2 separate regions of the Homo sapiens genome follow, and region 2 is linked to region 1. The links are chromatin loops, found by intact Hi-C in ENCODE. Cell type or tissue: heart left ventricle. All regions are shown on one strand. Each heading gives the region's core, and the rest is flanking DNA. Links, peaks and the distances in the headings are about the cores only.

Evidence for each region. Peaks named below come from ENCODE experiments on the same cell type or tissue, not always from the same donor. Only the 100,000 strongest peaks of a DNase experiment are listed, where the experiment ranks them.
Region 2: it touches region 1 in a loop (4-fold over the local background); 3 of 110 quality-filtered maps call a loop at or near these places.

Annotation. Positions count from the first base shown.
Region 1 is chr3:3,994,060-4,001,923 of GRCh38, forward strand. No RefSeq gene overlaps it. Among named protein-coding and RNA genes, the nearest start is that of LRRN1, 200 kb to the left of the region's middle. In heart left ventricle, for the core only: a CTCF peak has its summit at 4,293 (motif pointing left); no DNase peak of the experiment used is centred there.
Region 2 is chr3:3,491,171-3,499,034 of GRCh38, forward strand. No RefSeq gene overlaps it. Among named protein-coding and RNA genes, the nearest start is that of LRRN1, 300 kb to the right of the region's middle. In heart left ventricle, for the core only: no CTCF peak of the experiment used is centred there; no DNase peak of the experiment used is centred there.

The sequences.
Region 1 (7,864 bases), core at 1,231-6,230:
TCAGTTCCTGCACTTCAGCTCCCAACAAGGCATCCTCCAGGCCAAGGATGTCTCAGGATGCCTTGCAGTCAAATCTATCCATTGGCAGATGCCATCCTACAATTCAAAAATAAAACCTAAAAATTATTTGTGTAATTCATTTGAATTAAAAGCATGACTCTTAGCAATAATAGCATAAAGAGATTGGCTATTACTTTTAAAACCTATATTTCAATAATGCTTTCACATATATTGATTTCATTTGATATTCACAACAACACGATGAGATGACAGAGAAGACTGTGCATTTCTTTTTTTTAAATTATACTTTAAGTTCTGGGATACATGTGCAGAACGTGCAGGTTTGTTACATAGGTACACACGTGCCATGGTGGTTTGCTGCACCCATCAACCCATCATTTTCATTAGGTACTTCTGCTAATGCTATCCCTCCCCTAGCCCCCAACCCCCGACAGGCCCCAGTGTGTAATGTTCCCTTCCCTGTATCCATGTGTTCTCATAGTTCAGCTCCCACTTATGAGTGAGAACTTGTGGTGTTTGGTTTTCTGTTCCTGTGTTAGTTTGCTGCGAATGATGGTTTCCAGCTTCATCCATGTCCCTGCAAAGGACATGAACTCATCCTTTTTCATGGCTGCATAGTATTCCATGGTATATATAATGCCACATTTTCTTTATCCAGTCTATCATTGATGGGCATTTGGGTTGGTTCCAAGTCTTTGCTATTGTGAACAGTGCTGCAGTAAACATACATGTGCATGTGTCTTTACAGTAGAATGATTTATAAGCCTTTGGGTATATTCCCAGTAATGGGATTGCTGGGTCAAATGGTATTTCTGGTTCTAGATCCTTGAGGAATTGCCACATTGTCCTCCACAATGGTTGAACTAATTGACACTCCCACCAACAGTGTAAAAGTGCTCCTATTTCTCTACATCCTCTCCAGTATCTGTTGTTTCCTGACTTTTTAATGATCACCATTGCAACTGGCATGAGATGGTATCTCATTATGGTTTTGATTTGCATTTCTCTAATGACCAGTGATGATGAGCTTTTTTTCATGTATTTGTTGGCCACATAAATGTCTTCTTTTGAGAAGTGTCTGTTCATATCCTTCACCCACTTTTTGATGGGGTTGTTTTTTTCTTGTAAATTTCTTTAAGTTCCTTGTAGATTCTGGATATTAGCCCTTTGTCAGATGGATAGATTGCTTCCACCATTCTGTAGGTTGCCTGTTCACTCTGATGATATTTTCTTTTGCTGTGCAGAAGCTCTTTAGTTTAATTAGATCCCATTTATCAATTATGGCTTTTGTTGCCATTGCTTTTGGTGTTTTAGTCATGAAGTCTTTGCGAATGCCTATGTCCTGAATGGTATTGCCTAGGTTTTCTTCTAGAGTTTTTATGGTTTTATGTGTTACATTTAAGTCTTTAATCCATCTTGAGCTAATTTTTGTATAAGGTGTAAGGAAGGGGTCCAGTTTCAGTTTTCTGCATATGGCTAACCAGTTTTCCCAACACCATTTATTAAATAGGGATTCCTTTCCTCATTGCTTGTTTTGTCAGGTTTATCAAAGATCAGATGGTTGTAGATGTGCGGTGTTATTTCTGAGGCCTCTGTTCTGTTCCATCAGCCTATAAATCTGTTTTGGTATCAGTACCATGCTGTTTTGGTTACTGTAGTCTTGTAGTATAGTTTGAAGCCAGAAAGCGTGATGCCTTCAGCTTTGTTCCTTTTGCTTAGGATTGTTTGGCTATAGGAGCTCTGTTTTGGTTCCATGTGAAATTTAAAGTAGTTTTTTTATAATTCTGTGAGTAAAGTCAATGGTAGCTTGATAGGGATAGCACTGAATCTATAAATTACTTTGGGCAGTATGGCCATTTTCACAATATTGATTCTTCCTATCCATGAGCATGGAATGTTTTTCCATTTGTTTGTATCCTCTCTTATTTCCTTGAGCAGTGGTTTGTAGTTCTCCTTGAAGAGGTCCTTCACATCCCTTGTAAGTTGTATTCCTAGGTATTTTATTCTTTTTGTAGCAATTGTAAATGGGAGTTCACTCATGATTTGGCTTCCTTTTTGTCTATTATTTGTATATAGGAATGCTTGTGATTTTGCACATTGATTTTGCATCTTGAGACTTTGCTGAAGTTGCTTATCAGCTTAAGGAGATTTGAGGCCGAGATGATGGGGTTTTCTAAATATACAATCATGTCATCTGCAAACAGAGGCAATTTGACTTCTTCTCTTCCTATATGAATACCCTTTCCTTCTCTTGCCTGATTGCCCTGGCCAGAACTTCCAATACTATGTTGAATAGGAGTGGTGAGAGAGGGCATCCTTGTCTCATGCCGGTTTTCAAAGGGAATGCTTCCAGCTTTTGCCCATTCAGTGTGATATTGGCTTTGGGTTTTTCATAAATAGCTTTTATTACTTTGAGATACGTTCCATCAATACCTTTAACATCACACTGTCAACATTAGACAGATCAATGAGACAGAAAATGTACAAGGATATTCAGGATTTGAACTCTGTTCAGGACCAAGCAGACCTTATAGACATCTACAGAACTCTCCACCCCAAATCAACAGAATATACATTCTTCTCAGCACCATTTTGCACTTATTCTAAAATTGACCTCATAATTGGAAGTAAAACATTCCTCAGCAAATGCAAAAGAACGGAATTCATAACAAACAGTCTCTCAGACCACAATGCAACAATCAAATTAGAACTCAGGATTAAGAAACTCACTCAAAACCACACAACTACATGGAAACTGAACAACCTGCTCCTGAATGACTACTGGATAAATAACAAAATTAAAGTAGAAATAAATAAGTTATTTGAAACCAATGAGAACAAAGACACAACATACCAGAATCTCTGGGACACAGCTAAAGCAGTGTTTAGAGGGAAATTTATAGCACTAAATGCCCACAGGAGAAAGCAGGGAAGATCTAAAATCGACACCCTAACATCACAATTAAAAGAACTACAAAAGCAAGGGCAAACAAATTCAAAAGCTAGCAGAAGACAAGAAATAACTAACATCAGAGTAGAACTGAAGGAGATAGAGATACACACAAAAAAAAAAAACCTTCAAAAAATCAATGAATCCAGCAGCTGGCTTTTTGAAAAGATTAACAAAATAGATAGATGGCTAGCCAGACTAATAAAGAAGAAAAGAGAGAAGAATTGAATAGACACAATAAAAAATGATAAAGGGGATATCACCACTGATCCCACAGAAATGCAAACTACCATCAGAGAATACTATTAACACCTCTACACAAATAAACTAGAAAATCTAGAAGAAATGGATAAATTCCTGGACACATACACCCTCCCAATACTAAACCAGGAAGAAGTCAAATCCCTGAATAGAACAATAACAAGTTCTGAAATTGAGGCAATAATTAATAGCCTACCAACCAAAAAAAGCCTGACCAGACAGATTCACAGCCAGATTCTACTAGAGGTACAAAGAGGAGCTGGTACCGTTCCTTCTGAAACTATTCCGAAGAATAGAGTAAGAGGGACTCCTCCTTAACTCATTTTATGAGGTCAGCATCATCCTGATACCAAAACCTAGCAGAGACAAAACAAAAAAAGAGAATTTTAGGCCAATATCCCTGATGAACGTTGATGTGAAAATACTCAATAAAATGCTGGCAAACCGAATCCAGCAGCACATCAAAAAGCTTCTCCACCACAGTCAAGTCGGCTTCATCCCTGGGATGCAATCCGTCACATAAACAGAATCAATGACAAAAACCACATCTCAATAGATATAGAAAAGGCCTTCGATAAAATTCAACACCACTTCATGCTAAAAACTCTCAATTGTGTATTTCTGTATCTGTTTTAAAAAAGAATCTTGAGGCTCTGAGATTCTGATCAGCTCAGTCACAGAGCTAGCAAGAGAGCTGGGATTAGAGTCTACACCTTCAGAAGCCAAAAGCTGTGATATTTTCACCTACATAACACTGCCTCTAAAGTGAGACAAGTAACAACAGGAAGAAAAGAACAACAGAAAGAACAAAATTAAAAGGATCAATATGAAATGCTGAAACATGTAAATACTAACAGGGTAATGGTAATTTCTGAAAGCCTAAAGAGGAAAATTCCACACCACAATCCAAGAGATCTGATTAAGCAGGCTATTTTGTCATGTGAACATACTCTTCTATGGCAACCCACCACAGCTCACATCTTTGCACCCATTGTATAGAATGCCTGTGGGCACACACAAATGGCTCGCAAAGACGACACTTAAAAATAGCTGTGCTGCCCTCTACTGTTGAAAAAAGAGCAAGCATGAAAACGGCAATCAGATTTGCTACTTGTGTGTCTTAAGCTGATAAGTGAACAGCAGCAGAGTGCTACAAACACCATTTCATTATTATCAGTCAGTGGTTCAGTAGTAACTTTAGCATTGAAATAAATATTTTGACATTAATGAGATCAAACAGTTTATTTGGCTTAATAAAGACAATATCATAATTGTTTATTGTTGGTGCTATCCTTGTTAGTTGGATTGTCTGCTTAAGACTAGCTGAATAGACATGAATATTCAGTACTTAAAGCTTGTTTTCAGATTCTTGTAATGTCAGGGCTAAATAAAACTTAAAGGTCACATAGAGGTAAATGGATGTTTTACATATGACAACTCTGATCCATAGGCAGCAGCTGCCTGGAGAAATGTGTAAATAAGGATTTTGAGACTCTGTTCAAGCTCAGTGACAAAGAAGATTACAATTGATTAGTAATGTCTTCCAAGTAAGAGAAAGTGAGATAATGCTATACGTGCAACATCCATCTGTCCATGGGCTAAATTAGACTGCCATCCCTAGGCTCGTCTGATCACTTTACAGATAAGGAAATCAAGGCCCACTGAGACGAAATTGCTTGTTAAAGATCTCATTGCTGGCCAGGCGCGGTGGCTCACGCCTGTAATCCCAGCACTTTGGGAGGCCGAGGCGGGTGGATCATGAGGTCAGGAGATCGAGACCATCCTGGCTAACAAGGTGAAACCCCGTCTCTACTAAAAATACAAAAAATTAGCCGGGCGCGGTGGCGGGCGCCTGTAGTCCCAGCTACTGGGGAGGCTGAGGCAGGAGAATGGCGTGAACCCGGGAAGCGGAGCTTGCAGTGAGCCGAGATTGCGCCACTGCAGTCCGCAGTCCGGCCTGGGCGACAGAGCGAGACTCCATCCCAAAAAGAAAAAAAAAAAAAAAAAAAGATCTCATTGCTGCTGGAAATTAGCCTGGGTCAATCCTATTACTGGGTATATACCCAGAGGGATATAAAGCACTCTACCATATAGACACATGCACACAAATGTTCACTGTGGCACTGTTCACAATAGCAAAGACATGAAATCAATCTAAATGCCCATCAGTGACAGATTGGATAAAGAAATTGTGGTACATATACACCATGGAATACTATACAGCCATAAAAAATGAAATCTTGTCTTTTGCAGGAACATGGATGGAGCTGGAGGCTATTATCCTCAGCAAATGAATGCAGGAACAAAAAACCAAATACTGCATATTCTCACTTATAAGTGGGAGCTAAATGATAAGAACTTATGAACACAAAGAAGGAAACATCAGACACTGGGGTCTAGTTGAGTGGGAAAGGTGGGAGGAGGGAGAGGAGCAGAAAAGATAATTATTGGGTACTGGGTTTAATTCCTGGGTGATGAAATAATCTGTATAATAAACCCCCATAACATGACTTTACCTATGTAACAAACCTTCACATGTACCCCGAACCTAAGATGAAAGTTTTAAAAAAAATACCTGTAATGTGAAAACCCTTTACTAGTGGGATTAATATTGTTTGGGCAATTATCATCACTGTACAAGTGGCTGTTAATAGCATTTTCCACTTGCTCTGTGCTGGGCACTGTACTATATTCTTTACCAACTATTATCTTATTTAATTATCAAAGGCTCTTTGGCGTTGGATATTATTACCCTTGTTTTTTTGTTTTGTCTTGTTTTTTTCCTAAAAAAAAGAAAGAAATTAAGCTGGATCAAGAATTCAAGCATCCTGTATTCTGGAACATTCTTCTTGCCATTAGATATAAGTTTCTTAGCTAGGCCTCCAGGAATGGAGGACAAGACATTTCAGCCCAAACTTTATAAAGTAACAAGTGATGTTCATTCTCAATACAGCTTTAAGATAATTCTTTACTGTCACCAAGGCACATATTTTCTTCTTTACATAGACCAAAAGCCTTTGCGAAAGATAGGGCACAGGCAAAGCCTTTTCATCTTACAATTGATCTTTTTGATGATTTGTTCATAAAGAAATAGAATTTCCCATTGTGGAGTCATTTCCATGGTTACCTATTGATTTCCTATAGGAAGCATGCTGTTTACACGGCCATCAGGTCTTTATTGTGGAGGGTAAATCACCCTCTGAGTTTTCACTTTATCTGCAACCTGAGGCATGTAAAAATGAGCTCTGCAAAATTACCAGAACAAGATAAATAAATGATTCATGTGAATTGGTTTTGCATGAATAAGTGATTAATCCTCTCTTTCAACTTTGCTATGAGAGAATGCAGAATTAATGTAATTCTATGCAAACAGAATCCACTTTTCTGAATTCTGACCTAATTGTTGGTATTTGTGAGGCAAAATACATGTAAAATTTCCTGTAGTTTTTAAAAAACTAATGATACTGCTACTGAAAATCAGGAACCAAACTTCTCTTTATAAACCTTAACTGCAGATGCACACGGATGAGATTGTGATTTACCCTAAAAGTTCCTTCAAAGCATCTTGTAATTTGGCATTCCAAAGGTATATGACCTTAGTGTTCCAAAATAGGACTTAGAATTGCTCACCAAATAGCCTAGTCTTTAAACCAGAGTCCATGTGGCAGCCTTAGCAGCCTGAATTAATTAGGCTCTTGGAAGAAACACACCTAGGACTCTGGAGTTTTCACATAATGAGAAATCAGTAGACCATTCAATAAATCAGTAGAACACTCAACCCAAGAAAACATCCACAAAAATAAAATCCCTTTAATTGGGGACATAAAATAACAATTCTATTCTATGAAGATGTGTCTCAGCGTTACGCTAGAAGTTTAGGTCTCTTTCTCCAAGAGTATTTCACCTGTAGTCAGGAACTTTAAACATAAACCCAGACCAACCAAGTGATTCTATAAAAGTCACAAAATAAGAATACTAGGAAGAGGAGATAATCTTGGACTGGAAGATAAGCAGAGAAGGCTTCTTGGTTTGTGCAAAATTGTGGCTTTTGCCATTACTTTCAATGGCAAAATAAATTTTGGCAAAACTTTTTGTTAGGAGACTTGCAGAAGCAGTGAGATTTGAATAGATACAAATAGAAAATTATAGTAGCTAACCAGTTAGCGAGCATTTACCATAGGACAGACGCTCTGCCAAACCCTTTATACTCTATCTTATCTTCATAACTATCCAATGAGGTGAGTAAGTTATTATTCTCTTTTTTATAGGTTAGATCGATGAGATTAGGCCAGGCGTGGTGGCTCATGCCTGTAATCCCAGCATTTTGGGAGGCCGAGATGAGCGGATCTCCTGAGGTTGGGAATTCGAGACCAGCCTGACCAACATGGAGAAACCCCGTCTCTACTAAAAATACAAAATTAGCCTGGCATGGTGGCGCATGCCTGTAATCCCAGCTACTTGGGAGGATGAGGCAGGAGAATTGCTTGAACCCGTGAGGCAAGGATTACGATGAGCTGAGATCACACCATTGTACTCCAGCCTGCGCAACAAGAGCAAAACTTTGTCACAAAAAAAAAAAAAAAAAAAAAAAAAAAAAGGCTGAGGTGTTAAACAACTAGTGTGACAGGGCTA
Region 2 (7,864 bases), core at 1,145-6,144, 500 kb before region 1:
ATTCTAAAAAGAGCAAGAGAAAAGCATCTAGTCACTTATAAAGATAGTCCCACAGACTAGCAGTGAATTTTTCAGCAGAAACCACAGGAGAGAATAGGGTGATATATTTAAACTGTCAAAAGAAAAAAAAAAAAAAAAAACACCTGCCAACCAGTAGATTATATCCAGCAAAGTTATCCTTCTGTAAATTAAGGAGGAATAAAGTATTCCTCAGACAAGCAAAAGCTGTGGGAATTTGTCACCACTAGACTGGCCCTCCAAGAAATGCTTAATGGAATTCTATACCTGGAAGCAAAAGAACTATATCTACTATAATGAATACACAGGAAAATAGAAAACCCACTGGTAAAGCTAACATACAAATAAGGAAGGGAAAGAACACAAATGTTACCACTACAGAAAACCACCAAACCAAAACAATAAACAGTAAGAGAGAAAGAAAGGAACAAAGAATATGTCCCCCAAATCAATTAATAAAAATGACAAAAATAAACACATATCAATAATCTCTTAAATATAAATGCATTAATCTAACTTTCCTCTTAAAAGATATAGACTGGCTGAATAGATTAAAAAAAACATGACCCAACTACATGCTACCTACAAGAAACTTATCTCACCTGTAAAGACACATATAGAACGAAAGTAAAGGGATGGAAAAAGATATTCCATGCCAATAGAAACCAAAAGCAAGCAGGAGTTCCTATAGTTGTCTCAGATAAATCAGACTTTAAGCCAACAACAGTAAAAAGAAAAAAAGAAAGGCATTATGTAATCATAAAGGGATGAATTCAGCAAGAGGATATAACAATTCTAAATCTATATGAACACAATACTGGAGTATCCACATATATTGAGCATATGTTATTGGATCTAAAGGGAGAGATCAACTCCAATATAATAATAGTTGGGAGCTTGAACACCCAACTCCCATCATTAGACAGAAAATTAACAAAGAAGCATTAAAATGCACATTAGACCAAATGGACCTTACAGATATTTAAGAGCATTTCATCCGACCTCTACAGAATACACATTCTTCTCATCAGCACATGGAACACTCTCCAGAATAGACAACATGTTAGGATAGACCATATGTTAGGACACACAACCACTCCTATTAAACATAATACTGGAAGTCCTAGCCAGAGCAATAAGGTGAGAGAAAGAAATAAAAGGCATCCAAATTGGAAAGGAGGAATTCAAATTGTCCCTCTTTGCAGATGAGATGATCTTATATCTAGAAAAACCTGAAGACTTTACCAAAAAAACTCTTAGATCTGATAAATAGATTCAGTAAAGTTGCAGAATACAAAACCAACATACAAAAAATAGCATTTATACAATAATGAACTAGCTGAGAAAAAAAATCAAGAAGACAGTCTCATTTACAACAGCTACAAAAACCATGAAATACCCAGGAGTAAATTTAACCAAGGAGGTGAAAAACCTCTACATGGAAAACTACAAAACACTGATGAAAGAAACTAATGAAGACTCAAATATTCAATTTGAGTCTCAAAGAGTCAATGCAATCCGTAACAAAATACAAAGTCATTTTCATAGAAATAGAGAAAAAATCATAAAATTCATATGGAACCAAAAAAACAGCTTGAAGAGCCAAAACAATCCTGAGCAAAATGAACAAAGCTGGAGGTGTCACACTACTTGACTACAAAATATATTACAAGTCTGTAGTAACCCAAACAATGTGGTATTAGCATAAAAACAGACACATAGACCAATGGAACAGAATAGAGAACTCAGAAATACAGCCACGTATTTACAATCAACTGATTTTTTACAAAGGCACCAACAGCATATATTGGTGAAAGAATACCCTCTTCAGTAAATGTTCTGGGAAAAATGAATATTCATATGCAGAAGAATGAAACTGGACTCCTACCTATCACTACATTTTAAAAAATCAACACAAGACAGTTAAAGACTTAAACGTACAATCTAAAACTATACAATTACTGGAAGAGAACATAGAGGAAACACTTTGGGACATTCATCTAGTCAAAGATTTTATGGCTAATACCTCAAAAGCACAGGCAACAAAAACAAAGATAGAAAAATAGGACTATATTAAATTAAAAAGCTTCTGCACAACAAAAGGAACAATAAACACTGAAGAAAAAAACACTGAATGGGAGAAAATATTTGCAAACAGATCATCTAATGAGGGACTAATATCCAGAATATACACAGAACTCTATCAACTCAACAGTAAAAGAACAAATAATTCCATTAAAAAGTAGGCAAAGGAAATAATAGACATTTATCAAAAGAAGACATACAGATAGACAAAAGGTATATGAAAAAATGTTCACCATCACTAATCATCAGGAAAATGCAAATCAAAACAATCGTATACAATTAGATATCATCTTACCCCAGTTAGAATGGCTAATATTAAAATGACAAAAAATAACAAATCTTGGTGAAGATGCAGAAAAAAGGGAATTTATACACTGCTGGTGGGAATGGAAATTAGTACAACCACCATGGAATCCAGTATGGAGAGTTATCAAAAAAAAAACTAAAAATAGAAATACCATATGATCCAGCAGTCCAACTATTGTTTATCCAAAGGAAAACAAATCAGTCTATCAAAGGGATGACTGCATTCCCATGTTTATTCACATGCAGCACTATTCACACAGCAAAAGTATGGAATCAACCTAAGTGTCCATCAGCAGGCTAATGGGTAAAGAAAATGTGGTGTGTGTGTGTATATATATATACACACAACGGGATACTATTCAGCCAAAAAAAAAAAAAAAAGTGAAATCATGACATTTGCAGCAACACGGATGTAACTGTTAAGTGAAATAAGTCAGTCAGGCACAGAAAGGCAAACATCCCATGTTGTTTCTCATATGTGGGAGCTAAAAAATGTTGATCTCATGGAGGTAGAGAATAGAATGAGAAATACCAGAGATTGAGAAGGATATGTGAGTATGTGTGTAAGCAGGAGGGGGTAAATAAAGGTTGGTTAAGGGCTACAAACATACAGTTAGATAGAAGGAATACTTCTTAATATTTGATAGCAGAGTAGCGAGACTATAATTAAAAATGTATCACATATTTAAAATTAGCTAGAAGAGAGCACTTGAAATGTTTCCAAGAAAGAAATGATAAACACTCAAGTGATGGACACCGTGAATAACCTGACTTGATCATTACATAGTCTATGAATATAATCAAGTATTACATGTATCCAGAAACATGTATAAAAATTATGTATCAACAAAAAAGTGGGCAAAGGACTTGAGTAGACATTTCCCTAAGGAAGATACACAAATTACCAATAATCACTTGAAAAGATGCTCAGCATTATTCGTCATTAAGGAAATGCAAATCAAAACCATAATGAGATACCATACCTTCTATGATGTCTATAATTAAAAAAAGAGAACAAGTGTTGGCAAGGATATGAAGAAATTAGAACCATAGTACATTTCTGGTAAGAACGTGGAATTGTGTAGCTGCTGTGGAAAATTATGTAGCAGTTCCTCAAAAAGTTAAAATTTCCAGGCCGGACACAGTGGCTCACACCTGTAATCCCAGCACTTTGGGAGGCCAAGGAGGGCGTATTGCTTGAGTTCAGGAGTTTGAGACCAGCCTGGGCAACGTAGCAAAACCCTTTCTTTATAAAACATACAAAAATTAGCCAGGCATGGTGGCGTGTCTCTAGTCCCAGCTACTCAGGAGGCTAAGGCGGGAGGTTTGCTTGAGCCTGGGAGGCGGGTGTTGCCCTGAGCCAAGGAGCCACTGCACTCCATCCTTGGCAAGAGAGACAAACCCTGTCTCAAAAAATGAAACAAAATAATAAAAAATAAAATTACCATATGACCCAGTTATTTCACTCAAGTATATACTCCAAATCATTGAAAACAGGGACTCAAACAGATACATGTACAGTCATGGTCATAGCGGCACTATTCGTAATAGATGAAAGGGGGAAACAACCCAAGTGTTCATCAACAGATGAATGGATAAACAAAATATGGTATATACACACAATGGTATATCATCCACTCTTAAAAAGAAATTTAATTCTAATATACGCTATCACAAGGATGAGCCTGGAAAACATTATGCTAAGGACACCAAAGGACACCAAAGGACAAATATTGTATAAATTCACTCATATGAAATACCTATGCTGGGAAAATTCATAGAGACAGAAAACAGAGTAGATATTAGCAGGTTTTGGGGGTAGGGTAATGGGAAATTACTACTTAATGGGTACAGAGTTTCTGTTTGGAGTAATTAAAAAGATTTGAATAGCAATGATGGTTGTACAATATGATGCTATTCATATCTTTTTCATTAATGCCACTGAATTGTACACTTACAATGGTAAAAATGATTCCAACTGCTCCACATCCTCAACAACACTTGGCACACTACTGGTGAGAATATAAAATGATTTCACCTCCTATGGAAAACAATATGGAGGTTCCTCAAAAATTTAAAAATAGAACTGCCATATGATCCAGCAATCCCACTTGTGAGTATGTATCCAAAGGAAAGGAAATCAAGATCTTAAAGAGATATCAGCACTCCCATGTTGACTGCAGCACTATCCACAACAGCCAAGATACAGAAATAACCTAAATGTCCTTCAACATGTGATTAAAGAAAATGTGATATATGCACATGACAGAATTTATTCATCCTTAAATAGTAAGGAAGTTCTGCCATTCACAACACCATGGATGAATCTTGATGACATTATGCTAAGTGAAATAAGCCAGGAACAGAAAGACAAATATTCCATGATTCTGCTTACATGAGGCATTCAAAATAGTCAAATTCACAGAATCAAAGGGTTGAATGAAGGTTGCCAGGGGCTAGGTGGTGAGGGAGAAGATAGTTGTTAATTAATGAGCAAAAAGTTTCAGTTAAACAAAGTAAATAATTTCTAGAGATCTGCTGTGCAAAATTGTGCCTATAGTCAACAATACTGTATTGTACACTTAAAATTTAAAATCACAGATTTCATGTTAAGTGTTGCTGTCACAATAAAATTCTTTTAAAAAATTAAATGGTAAGTTTTAGGTTTTATATTTTATCACAATAAAAAGCAATAACTGAAAGGCCAGAAATAAGGGATTTTTTTAAAAAAAAAGATGAGGAGTGATATTTATATACAACACAGTAAATATTTACAAGTGGTACAGCTGAGCAGTAACTAATCAGCATAGACAGCAGCTGCAGACACTGGATCCAGAGGACCAGTTGGTTCAGTTAAATTACTACTTTGAATCAGACATAAAATTAGTAAAGCTCATCTTCGAAGATCCAGAAAAAAAAGGAAAACTCAGTATGCTCATTACAGCACCACTATATTAAAGCACAAATTGTTAGAACAAAAAGAGCCATTTTACAGATAAAAACAGCGAGGCTTGCAGAGCTGAAATGATTTGCCAAAGACCCTCTAAATGATCGCTGTCCTGAATGCGTGCCGTCTGCTCTGAGGTCCTGCTCCCATGACCATCTGTCTCCTCTCATCCGTCCGTGATGTGCTGACTCAAAAGGGGCACAAGAAATCTGGTTTGAATGAAAAGGGAGCATCAATTACTACAGTTGTGACAAGAATATACAGATTTCTGGTTTTCTTAATTCTTCCTCATTCAGGTTGGTAAATGAGCTATTTAGTTTATAATGCCACCGTCCCCATTCTTTTAGTGGTGACGGTGCTATTATATTTCCTTGAACAGATAACAGGCTGTAGCACAGAATGGTTAAGAACACAGGCAGGCACGGACGGCTGTGATGGCTTACTCATGTAATCCCAGCACTTTGGGAAGCCAAGGCAGGAGGATCACTTGAGGTCAGGAGTTTGAGACTAGCCTGGCCAACATGGTGAAACCCTGTCTCTACTAAAAATACAAAAAAAAAAAAAAAAAAAATTAGGAGTGGTGGCATGCCCCTGTAATCTCAGCTACTCGGGAGGCTGAGGCAGGAGAATCGCTTGAACATGGGAAGTGGAGGTTGCAGTGAGCTGAGATAGCACCACTGGACTCCAGCCTGGGCAACAGAGCAAGACTCAGTCTCAGAGGAAAAAAAAAGTGGGGGGGAGAAGAACACAGGGAGGCAGGTAGGTATTTGATACCAGCTCAGCCACATACTCACAGCATGAACTGGAGCACAAATTACTTACGACTATGAACTAAAAGTTATGAACTGAAACTTGCCAAGTCTCAGTTTTTTCACCTGTAAAACAGGGTTAATGAAGTATAGTCATCCTGTGGTATCTGTGGGGGATTGGTTCCAGGATCTCCCATGGATACCAAAATCCAAGGGTGCGCAAGTCCCTTATATAAAATGACATAGTATTTGCATGCAAACTACACATATTCTTCTGTATACTTTAATTTCTGGAAAACTTATAATACCTAATAAAATATAAGTGCTATGTAAATAGTTGTTATACTATCTTGTTTAGGGAATAATGATTTTTGTAAAAAGCCTGGACATGTTGAGTACAGGTGCAAATTTTTTTCCCCCAAACCTGCAGTTGGTTGAGTACAGGATGCAGGACCCAATGATACAGAGGATGGACCATACCTATATATTCCTCATGGATTTGCTATGAGGCTGGAATGAGATGTCAACATCTTGCATGTATGTAATCAGCACCCAAACAGTGGTAATTGTGTTAGTCCCCCACCTCCTCTTCCTGTGCAGCCACCACCACCCCTCTGGCCTGGCCACGGGTAAACCTATAGAGAAATCTTCTCTCTAACTCCCTTCTAATCCACTCCACGCCACTTCCAGTTACTATTCTAAAGGTTATGATCTTTCATCCTATTCTGCCTACCTTGACAATGATAAAACCTTGTTTGAAAGTCAAGTACTGGAAAGATAAAAATCATTCAATGACTGAGATGGGAAACACATTTATTACACTTTTCATGTTATTCAAGGCCAATTATCATCCTAAGAAGGCTTATAATTTATAGGATGAATGAGAAACATGAACTTTCCATCTCTCCTAGGTTTCTTGGGAGACACTGATAGACAACCCAGAAACACCTTCATCCAGGGAGGCGTTTACACATGGAAGCAATCAGAGCTCATTCTTTATCCCTGTCCATCTTTGACCTTTACAGCACAGATATTTGGATTATTTCTGCCAAATACCTGCCTATAACTAAGCAATACATGAACTTACATCACTAATTTATAAAATAACAGTCTATCTGAAGGGTACTTATGAAAAAAAAACTATGATAAAATAAGCATTAGAAGATCCAGTTCTGACATCAGAACAATTAATATGTTCTATCACTGAAAACGACATAATTAAAATAGCTTTCAAAATTAATTCTGAAAAAATATCTAACAATATAAAAATATACTTTAGACTTTTTATGTGTTTTTCAGAAAACAATAAGAAATTTTCCACTTCATTATTTCTTTTTCCTCTGTTATTTATTCCACAGAATTTATCTTTTAAATAACTTTTGATACTTACTTGAAATACACATCAGGGTACAAAAGCTTTGATTAAGGATTATTTTCTGTTCTAAACTAAAAGATCAAGTTTTAAATATTCTAATAACTTTATATAAGAATCCTTTCAGCTCACTCACAGTTTTTAGGTGAAATACAGATAATTTAGTGGCTTGTGTGACTAAACTCCAGGGTCCTGTCTTCAGGTATAGTTTGATCCAGGAGTCAACAGCCTCAGGACTTTCCACTTTTTCTCTTGCCTCTGCTTACCTCTGTACCGGTTTCATTTAGAATTTTCTTCACTGCTTGTGCCCTGCAGCACCAGACACGTAGCATATTTTCTCAGCAACCTCAGTGGCAAGAGAAGCTCCAACAGTTCAAACCATGGTTA